2 separate regions of the Homo sapiens genome follow, and region 2 is linked to region 1. Evidence: read pairs that join two places in POLR2A ChIA-PET (ENCODE). Cell type or tissue: Panc1. All regions are shown on one strand. Links, peaks and the distances in the headings refer to the core of each region. The heading gives the core; the rest is flanking DNA.

What was found. ChIA-PET counts read pairs that join two places held together with the same protein. Peaks named below come from ENCODE experiments on the same cell type or tissue, not always from the same donor. Only the 100,000 strongest peaks of a DNase experiment are listed, where the experiment ranks them.
Region 2: POLR2A ChIA-PET joins it to region 1 with 21 read pairs; 9 of 35 experiments call an interaction of 5 or more read pairs at or near these places.

Annotation. Positions count from the first base shown.
Region 1 is chr7:66,754,573-66,759,956 of GRCh38, reverse strand. The region is part of intron 1 of RABGEF1 (RAB guanine nucleotide exchange factor 1); the gene reads right to left. It overlaps LOC107986707 (a long non-coding RNA gene), which reads right to left and starts at 2,098. Exons shown (of 2, transcript XR_001744945.1): 1 at 1,672-2,098; 2 at 1-1,312. In Panc1, for the core only: no CTCF peak of the experiment used is centred there; no DNase peak of the experiment used is centred there; H3K27ac peaks cover 278 bases.
Region 2 is chr7:66,928,747-66,934,130 of GRCh38, reverse strand. All of the region lies in intron 1 of TMEM248 (transmembrane protein 248), which reads right to left. Among named protein-coding and RNA genes, the nearest start is that of TMEM248, 10 kb to the right of the region's middle. In Panc1, for the core only: no CTCF peak of the experiment used is centred there; no DNase peak of the experiment used is centred there.

The DNA.
Region 1 (5,384 bases), core at 132-5,131:
TGTATGATTTATGGTAAACACCTGATTTCCTTCTGGAGTTGCTGTAACGGTGATCAGTTTTAAAGGGACTATATGCCTATGTGATATGGTTTGGAACTGTGTCCCCACCCAAATGTCATGCTGAATTGTAATCCCCAATGTTGGAAGTGGGGCCTGTGAAAGGTGATCTGATCATGGGGCAGTTAATCATGAATGGTTTCGCACCATCCCCTGTGGTTCTGTGCTTGTGAGATCTGGTTGTTTAAACGTGTATAGCACCTTCTCTCTTGCTCCTGCTCCCACTAGGGGAGACACTTTGCTCCCCCTTTGCTCTCCACTATTACTGGAAGCTTCCTGAGGCCACCCTAGAAGCAGAAGCTGCAATGTTTCCTGTACAGCCTGTAGAACTGTGAGCCAATTAAACCTCCTTTCTTTATAAATTACTCAATCTCAGGTATTTCTTTATAACTACGTGAGAATGAACGAACTAATATACTATGTGACCAACCTCCAGTAAAAGCCCTGGATTCTGAGGTGTACATGAGCTTTCACAATAAAAAACACTTCACACATGTTGCTAGAGTTTACGGCTGGGGAAGTAAGCACATCCTGGGCAACTCTGCTGGGAGAAGACGCTTCGAATCTTAACAATGCTGGTGTCCTGTAGAATCTGCTCAATGCACAACTAACCTTTATTAATCCTACTTTGTATCCCCTCACTGTAACAAACCATAGCAAGGAATAAATATGTCCTGTGAGAGCCTCGAACGAATTACGAAACCTGGGGGCAGCCCTGGGGACTGCTGACACAGGATGTGACTACAGAGTCATAAGGGAAGTCTTTGGGGTAATGGAATAGTTCTGTATCTTGACTATGGTGGTGGCTACAGGAATCTACGTATGAGATGAAATGTGCATGACACTATACACATACATTGCACAAATATCAATTTCCTGGTTTTGACATTACATTATAGTTATGTAACATGTAACCATTAGGCAAACTAGAAGAGTACACAGGACCTGTCTGTACTGTATTTACAGCTTCCTATGGATTTGAAGTCATTAATTGTTCCAAATTTTAAAGTTTAGTTAAAAATCACACATGAACGTTTTTTAATAAAAATAACACCTATCATGGGACTAATGTGTACCAGTTAAACACAACACTCAGATCATTCTGCTGCTTCTAAGTATAAAAAGAGAGCAAGGGTACCACCAAAAGAGAGTGCCATCATTTGAAAGGCTATGTGGTGGTGGTGACAGCTGTTACGGTAGAAGGCAGGAGAGTCGGCACACCCAGATTGGACATCACAGCTACAGACAGCATATCCTGTAAACACAGGAAGAAACATGGGGGATCAGCTGCGTGAGACTCAACTCCTTCTCTCCTGGGCAGACAGACCTGTCCCTAGACAGTAACCACCACCAGCACTGCTTCCAGGAGGGAGCTCCGAGGGGCCACACATCGCTCCTGTTGGAGCACTGCATTCCAATAAATAGAAGCTTGGTTGAGCAACCTGGGCATAAAGAATGCACAATTCAATTGGTCCCACTTATGTCAGGGAAGACAGAGTAAAAATGATCTCTGCTGCTGGGACAGTTAGGATTCTGTAAATTGTGCCTCGGCGCTAGGTTTTATTCTAGGTCCAGGTACCCTAAAAAGGACAGAGAGGTACAAAGCTTACTTACAAAGCTCACAGAACTATTAGTGTTCTTTCTTAAGGCTCTGGATGCAAACCAGTTTCGTCTCAGAAAAGCAAAACGAAAATACTTTGCAGATGTGAGTAGTTTCCCTCTATCCTTCTTGGCGGTCCGCTTCCTATTCCTGGGTTCAATGTCATGCCCTCAGAGGTCATTCCTCTCTCCAGGCAACTCATCTGGGACTTACAGGAAACATCCAATCAATTCTAGTAAAACGATAAGGTATCCTTTGACCTCAGTTAAGAAATAAAACTTACGGGTGATTTTTTTCCCTTAAATTTTTTTTCCAGTTAGAAAATAATGGAATACTCATTATTTACAAAACCTGATATATACAGACAAGCAAAAAAAAATGTTTTGGTCGGCCGGGCGCAGTGGCTCACGCCTGTAATCCCAGCACTTTGGGAGGTCGAGGCGGGCGGATCACGAGGTCAGAAGATCGAGACCATCCTGGCTAACACGGTGAAACCCCGTCTCTACTAAAAATACAAAAAGTTAGCCGGGCATGGTGGCAGGCGCCTGTAGTCCCAGCTACTCAGGAGGCTGAGGCAGGAGAATGGCATGAACCTGGCAGGCGGAGCTTGCAGTGAGCCGAGATCATGCCACTGCACTCCAGCCTGGGCGGCAGAGCGAGACTCCATCTCAAAAAGAAAAAAAGTTTTAGTCATCATCCAGAGGCAGTTACTGTATATGGTACATATTCCTATAGTGTTCCCTCTGCATTCATTCAAATATTTATATACTGATTGATTACTGCACGAAAGGCACTTGGGATACAAATGTAAGTAAAAATAAATCATTTCAGTCATTGCGGAGCTTAGTGTGTAATATGAGAGATATGACTATGTATCTGAAAGGCCTAAAGAAAATAAAACACTATTAATGCTGAGAAATTAACTTTAAAATGGCTAACTTTAAAAAAGAATTCACATTTATGTGAAATAAGCTAGATAGGTACATGAAATCTGTGGAACTCTTGTAACAGAGAAACAATAACAAGTTAGAAAGTATAAAAAAGATATCAGTCATAATAGCATCAATATGTAAACACTTGTAGAAAAACATTTTAATGAGAAAATATAATCCACATAAAAATATGGAAATATACTTAACATAATGTGTGAAAATAAATGTTGTAACAGTGTCAAACATTCCAAAATGTGTAAGTTTACTACAAATGGCCATAAAAATCCCACAAGACTTTTTGGAACTCAACAAAATGAATGTCAGCAAAAATAAACAGACTCAATTATTTTTTGATTTTCTAAATTAATTTTCTGAATTTTTATTTGCAAACTAGTTAGAAGACTGTGAACACAAGAACAGACCTGTCAAACCACTACAGGATACACTGACTCAAAAATGAATCTAATGTAATATATAAGGTAATTTAATGTTAGAAGAAGGAGGGGAAGGGGAAATTTTCAATAAATAGTGTTGCAATAACTGGTCAGCAATCTGACACCCCCTACATTAATTACAGGTATCTTTAAAAAGTTAAAGATTTTAGAGACAAACAGAAAATGGAAAGAACTAAAATGAAGTATTCATGAAAGTTCTAAAGAGATGAGTGTCATCTAAGGTTACAAACTGCAGGGAAAGTCAGAAAGGAAACAAAACTTAAAATACATAAACTGAAACATCTAGCTAGTTTTTAAGAGGCTATCTGTAGCCAAAATATAAAAGCAAATAAGGGACTAGAAAAAAAAATCTGAACAGGACAATGAAGTATTTTATTAAATTCAGAAATAGTACTAACACAATTTATAAATCTTTGATAGCCAAGCAGGACAAGGTTATGAGCAGACCATGACCTTGAGCAGACCGCAAAATGTGAGCAGTTTGCTAGAAACAGAAACGGAATGCCAAAGGGTATGTGCATTTAAAATTCTGACATATACCAAACTGGTCTGACAAAAAGGCTATACCATTTACATTCCCACCTACAGTGTATGAGGGAATCTGGTCTCCCATAACCTCATAAGCATAGCATTATCGAACTTTAATTTTTTGTCAATCTGACAGGCAAACAAAAAAAATCATTTAACGTGCATTTCCCTAAGGTTAGCCATCTTTAGAGATATTTATTAGCACTAGTATATTTTCTTTGAATAACTGATTTTGCTCATTTTTCTATGTCATTACTATTTTCTTTTGATTTATAGATATTCTTCTTATATATCTTTCAGTACTCACCTTCATGGTATGAAGACGCCATCATTCTAATAAAAGACTTATTAGCATTTGCAATCTGTAATCCAAGGTTCACCAACTTTCATATGATTAAATATAATGCTTCCAAAATGAATGTGAATGTCAATGTCAGAGTTTTAATGTTAAATATAACAAAACATTATTTGTCCAAACGTTAGCTTGGACAAATAATTCCAAATGATAATCAACTCCCTGGAATACAATGTAGAGTTGATTGCTGCTGGAATGAGCAGAGCAAGCAGGGGAGCATTCTCAAGGAATGAGTTCTAGACAACAGTCTTCTATTGTACTAGATCACGCTCTCCTTGGTTAAGCAAAATTGTAACTCTAATCTGAGCATGCCATTCTCCGGAATAACAGCTCAAAATTACATACAAGATAATCTGGCTACCGTAGCCTACTTTGTACCATTCTCTATGCCCTCGCCCAGGGAAGCAGCACAAATGGTCAATTTATTCACTAAGTTACTGACCAAAAATTATTTCTCCTAACTCCACCTAAGGTAACAGCAACTTGCAACATATTAGGTGGTCTCTGTTAAAGGCATTTCTTTTCTTTACGCTTTTTTTTTCTTTTCTTTTCTTGACATAGGATCTGGCTCTATAACCCAGGCTAGAGTGCAGTGGCATGATCACAGCTCACTGTAGCCATGACTGCCCAGGCTCAAGTGATCCTCTCCACCTTAGCTTCCCAAGTAGCTGGGACTACAGGTGTGCATCACCATCCCTGGCTAAATTTTTTGTTTTTTGTTTTTTGTTTTTTTTTTGAGACAGAGTCTCACTCTGTTGCCCAGGCTGGAGTGCAGTGATGCAATCTCAGCTCACTGCAAGCTCCGCCTCCCAAGTTCACACCATTCTCCTGCCTCAGCCTCCAGAGGAGCTGGGACTACAGGCACCTGCCACCACGCCCAGCTAATTTTTTGTATTTTTAGTAGAGACCAGGTTTTACTGTGTTAGCCAGGATGGTCTCAATATCCTGACCTCGTGATCCGCCTGCCTTGGCCTCCCAAAGTGCTGGGATTACAGGTGTGAGCCACCGTGCCTGGCCAACAGAGACAGGATCTAGCTATATTTCCCAGGCTGGTCTCGAACTCCTGGCCTCAAGCAATCCTCCCATGGTTTGCCACCCAAAGTGCTGGGATTACAGCCATGAGACAATGCACTCAGCTCAGAACTTTTTTCTCAAAGGCATATCATAGTTTTAGCTTTGCTGTAGCCATTTCATCCATAATCACTTGCTGTGGCTGGGTAAAGTGATACACACATACACACACGCCCACACTGGTTTAGAGAAATACAAAACGCAATGCCTAGACGTGAAATGTATTTATTCAGATTTGTTAGATGGCGCAATCAAATAAATATTTGTGTTATGCTCTAAGCTTTTAAGAAGTCTTTTGTATCTAAAATATAAGACACATATGTAAATGACATCCAGCTGAGCTGGACTGGCCAATGTACTGAAAAAGGGCTACCACATGTAGCTAC
Region 2 (5,384 bases), core at 173-5,172, 170 kb before region 1:
ATTCCTTTCTACCATTCACAAGCGTTTTCAAATAGGAAATTAATGAAGACTAAATAAATGTATCCCCTCTGCAAAGAGTTACGAGAAAATTTCTGTAAGCGTCACAGTGGCAAATGTTAGTTTTAATTAATGAATAAATTAAGTTCTGTTTAGGAAAAAAAAAAAGAAAAAGAGATAAAAGAAAGCACACTATTTGACCCCTCCCGCTAAATTCATTCCAACTCCAATTAGGGCATCCTGGTATTGACCAAGATGAAGAAAGAAATGACCACTGCTGGGAAGCTGCCTCTCTGAAAAGTTCAGGGATTTAGGGTACACTGAACATGGCCAAAAGGCAAATTCACAAGCACGTGAGAACATGTGATGAAAATCTATCAGCACAGTACCTTAGATCTCTGAGACTAACTCAGTGAAGACGCTAAACATCAGACGGCACTGTAAGCAAGCAAAAGGCAATACCAAGATTATCCCAAAGATATCTCTAGCAACCCACAAGTTACAAGAACACAAGTTCCTTAAAAAGGGGCGTGGAAACAGCTGTGTTATAAACTTTCTGGAAACCAACTTGGCTATACATATCAATAGTGTTAAAATCTGGCATATTTTATCTCCAACATTCTACTTCTAAGAACTAAACCTAAGGAAACACCCATTGCTCCAAAGATTTAACTACTCAGAGTTATTTTTGGAGTGTTTGCAATTGTTAAAAAATGGAAAACTACATATCCAACAATAGCAGGGGACAACTGAATAAAGCAGGATTTCTCCCCAGTATTGTACCTATCAAAAACACAAGATCTGGGCGTGGTGGCACACGTCCATAGTCCCAGCTACGTGGGGGGCTGAGGCAGGAGGATGGCTTGAGCCTGGGAGTTTGAGGCGGCAGTGAGCTATGATTGATTACGCCACTGCACTCTAGCCTGAGCAACAGAGTGAGTTCTTATCCCCCACAACCACCAAAACAAAGCGGGAGCTAGGCACAGTGGCTCACGCCTGTAATCCCAGCACTTTGGGAGGTCGAAGCAGGCGGATCACCTGAGGTCAGGAGTTCGAGACCAGCCAGGGCAACATGGTGAAACCCTGTCTCTACTAAAAACACAAAAAATTAGCCGGGTGTGGTGGCGCGTGGTTGTAGTCCCACCTACTCAGGAGGCTGAGGCACAAATTGCTTGAACCTGGGAGGTTGAATTGAGCTAAGATCGTGCCACTACACTCCAGCCTGGGTGATGGAGTGAGACTCTGTCTCAAAACAAACAAACAAAACACCCACAGGATCTTAAAATATCACATACAGTTGCCATAAAAAAATAAAATCGGCCAGGCGCGGTGGCTCATGCCTGTAATCCTAGCACTTTGGGAGGCTGAGGCGGGTGGACTGCCTGAGCTCAGGAGTTCGAGACTAGCTTGGGCAACATGGTGAAACCCCATCTCTACTAAAAATACAACAAATTAGCCGGGAGTGGCAGCGTGCGCCTGTAATCCCAGCTATTGGGAGGCTGAGACAGGAGAATTGCTTGAACCTGGGAGGCAGAGGTTGCAGTGAGCCGAGATCACGCCACTGCACTCCAGCCTGGGTGTCAGACTAAGACTCCATCTCAAAAAAAAAAAAAAAAGTTCTCAGGGAAAACTGTGCTCTGCACAATCCTCCATCTGGCGAGGTGAGAACAGGGATGGAGAAACTGAGGCAACAGGTAACCAACAGAAGGCGCTTTACGTAAGCAAAAGGCAATATCCAGGTTACCCTGATAATATTTCAAGCAACCCACAGGTTGCAAGAACACAAGTTCCTTAAGGGTGGCCAGGAAAAGACTGTGTTATAAACTTTCAAAACACTACTAGTTCAGGTGAAAGGGAGAGGTGTGGGAGGAGATGCTTACTTTTTATTACATGAGTTAACAAAAACACAGTTAATTGTGTTGGTGCAAAAGGAATCGCGGTTTTCACCAATACATAATGGCAAAAACCACGATTACTTTTGTACCAACCTAATATAAGGGGAGGAAAGCAGCTAGTAAAGGAGGAAGGCCGGATGGGTGCAGTGGCTCACGCCTGTAATCCCAGCACTTTGGGAGGCCAAGGTGGGTGGATCATGAGGTCAGGAGATCGAGACTATCCTGACTAACATGGTGAAACCCCGTCTCTACTAAAAGTACAAAAAATTAGCCAGGTGTGGTGGCGGGCGCCTGTAGTCCCAGCTACTTGAGAGGCTGAGGCAGGAGAATGGCATGAATCCAGGAGACGGAGCTTGCAGTGAGCCGAGATAGCACCACTGCACTCCAGCCTGGGTGACAGAGCGAGACTCTGCCTCAAAAAAAAAAAAAAAAAAAAAAAAAAAAAAGGAGGAAGGCCTCCTGGTTGGGCACAATAACTCACACCTGTAATCCCAGCACTTTGGGAGGCTGAGATGGAAGGATTGCTTGAGGCCAGGAGTTAGAAACCAGCCTGGCCAACACAACAAGACCCCGTCTCTACAAAAAACAATTTTTTAATAAATTAGCTAAGCATGGTGGTGTACACCAATGGCCCAGCTACTTGGGAGTCTGAGGTGGGAGGACTGGCTCAGCCCAGGAGGTCAAAGCTATAGTGAGCTATGATCATGCCACTGCACTCCAGCCTGGCCAACATGGTGGAAAAAAAAAATGTAATTTTGCAACTTAATAACATTTTATCAGAAAAAAAGTAAGTTAACATTCATTATGCCACAGACACAGGAAGCCTTTCAGTTTCTCCCTCTCTCCAAAGCCCGCATATGTACACATGGCTACTTGTCCAAGTTTTAAACTAACTTTATTGTAGTTTTAAACTGTTCTTTTTTTTTTTTTTTTTTTTTTTTGAGATATTGTCTCGCACTGTCACCCAGGCTGGCATGCAGCAGTGTGATCTCTGCTCAACCTCTGCCTCCCAGGTTCAAGCGATTCTCCTACCTCAGCCTCCCAAATAGCTGAGACTACAGGTGCACATCACCACGTCCGGCTAATTTTGATATTTTTAGTAGAGATGGGGTTTCACCATGTTGGCCAGGCTGGTCTCAAACTCCTGACTTCAAGTGATCCACCTGCCTCAGCCTCCCAAAGTGCTGGGATTCCAGGCACAAACCACCACACCAGGCCCACCATTCATCTTAAATGAGATTTTCTACCTTAGGTTAAATGGGAAGTTTCTGAAAGTTGAGGAAGAGAGGATGGGAGAAGCAAGCCTGCTCTCTACGCCAACCAAAGGAAATACATCGGACTTGTGCTAAGACAGAATGACAGAAACTCACCTTCATGTAGCAGAAAGTAGCATTTCTCAAATATCCTGTGATGTCTGAGACCCTCAAAGAGCTTTAAGGCCGGGGTTACAAACCCTGAGCCTAGTAAACAACAGTCATCGATGCGATGCCAGATTATCCAACACTTAGAGCTGAAGACACTTACTGGTATCAAAGAAACCCTGTGCAAGCTCCAGCACCCAGCTGCCCCAAGCACTGCGCAGAAACCATCTTCCTGCCCCACCGCAAAGCAGTGCAGGCAGAATGAACCTTCAGAGAGACAAGTGAGAAGCAACGAAGACACAGGAGAACTTCAAGGTCTCCAGTAATCTCTGGGCTGCTAAGTCCAAAGCTGGAGCTCCAGTCCCTAACTCATGTTGCTGCAGCATCTGATACAGAAGTGGGGTGGATCCTCTCCCAGTTTCCACTCCGGGTTTTCTTAACATTCATCTGGCCACCCCTTCCTTCTCAGGATCCTTCAAAAGCTGGTGTTCCCAAGTTCCAGCTGGGGCCTCTGCTCAAGGGGGACACGCTCATTCATGCCTTAATCCCATTTTATGTACCTACTCACCTCCAGATCCAAACAGTCACCTACTGGAGCTATCTCCTTAGATGACCCAAAGGCCATCAAGGCCAAAACTTATCCCAAGGCACCAAACTGGCTCCTTCCCTAAGGAAAAACACCGTCATTTACCTAGTGATCCCTGCCAGTCATTCTTTTTTTTGAGACAGGGTCTGGCTCTGGTGCCCAGGCTAGAGTGCAGTGGTATGAGCATGGCAGCCGCCTTGACTTCCTGGGCGCAAGCGATCCTCCCACCTTGGCCTCCCAAGTAGCTGGGACTACAAGTGCATGCTACCACTCCTGGCTAATTTTTGTATTTTTTGTAGAGATGGGATTTTGCCATGTTGCCCAGGCTGGTCTCAAACTCCTGGGCTCAAGCGATCCTCCCGCGTCAGCCTCCCAAATGCTGGGATTACAGACGTGAGCCACTGCGCCCAGCTCCTGCCAGTCATCCTTGACACTCTGGCTCTCCTACAACCAGTTACCAAGTCCTATCGTTTCCACATTTTAAGTGTCTCTCAAGGGCAGCTCTCACTCCATCCCCACTGACACTGCCTCCCTGCACCCTCAGCCAAATTAAATTGTTGTCTGAGCCGGGTGCTCACAGATGTAATGCCAGCATTTTGGGAGGCCGAGGCAGGTGGATCACCTGAGGCCAGGAGTTTGAGAGCATCCTGGCCAACATGAAACCCCATCTCTAATAAAAATACAAAAATTAGCTGGGCATGGCGGTGCACGCCTATAATGCCAGCTACTCAGGAAGCTGAGACAGGAGAATCGCTTGAACCCGGGAGGCGGAGGTTGCAGTGAGCCAAAATCAAGCCACTGAACTCCAGCCTGGGCACGAGAGCAAGAGTCTGTATCAAAAAAAAAAAAAAAAAAAAAAAAAAAATTTGTCTCTCATTTCCATGATATTGTTTCTGCATTCCTCCTACCTTGGACAGTGCCTGACACCAGGAAGGTGCTTAACAATAATAACGTCTACCGTCATTGCCTACTTTTTGAGAGAGGCACTGCTCTAAGAGTTTTGCACCTATTGTGTATGATCCCTAAAACATCTCTATTTTACAGATACGGAAATTAAGGCATATAGAAGTCAGCTAATGTGCCCATGATCACACGGGAAGTGAACCTGGATTCAAATCCAGTTGGCCTCCAGAGCCCATGCATTAACCATTAAGTTCTACTTCGGTCCAATAAATGATATAGGTTTGCATAAAGAAGTCAATCTGGCAGGGCACAATGGCTCCTGCCCATAATTCTAGCACTCTGGGAGGCTGAGGCCAGCCGATCACTTGAGCCCAGGAATTCGAGACCAGCCTGGAAAACACAAGAAGACCCTGTGTCTACAAAGAATACAAAATTTAGCTGGGTGTGGTGGTGCACACCTGTAGTCCCAGCTACTTGGGAGGCTGAGGTGGAGGGATCACCGGAACCCAGGAGTTTGAGGCTACAGTGAGCTGTGATGGCACCACTGCACTCTAGCCTGGGAGACAGAGTTAAACCCTATCTCAAAAAATGAAAATAAAAAGGAAAAAAAAAATTTTTTTAAGAGTCAATCCCATCAAATGA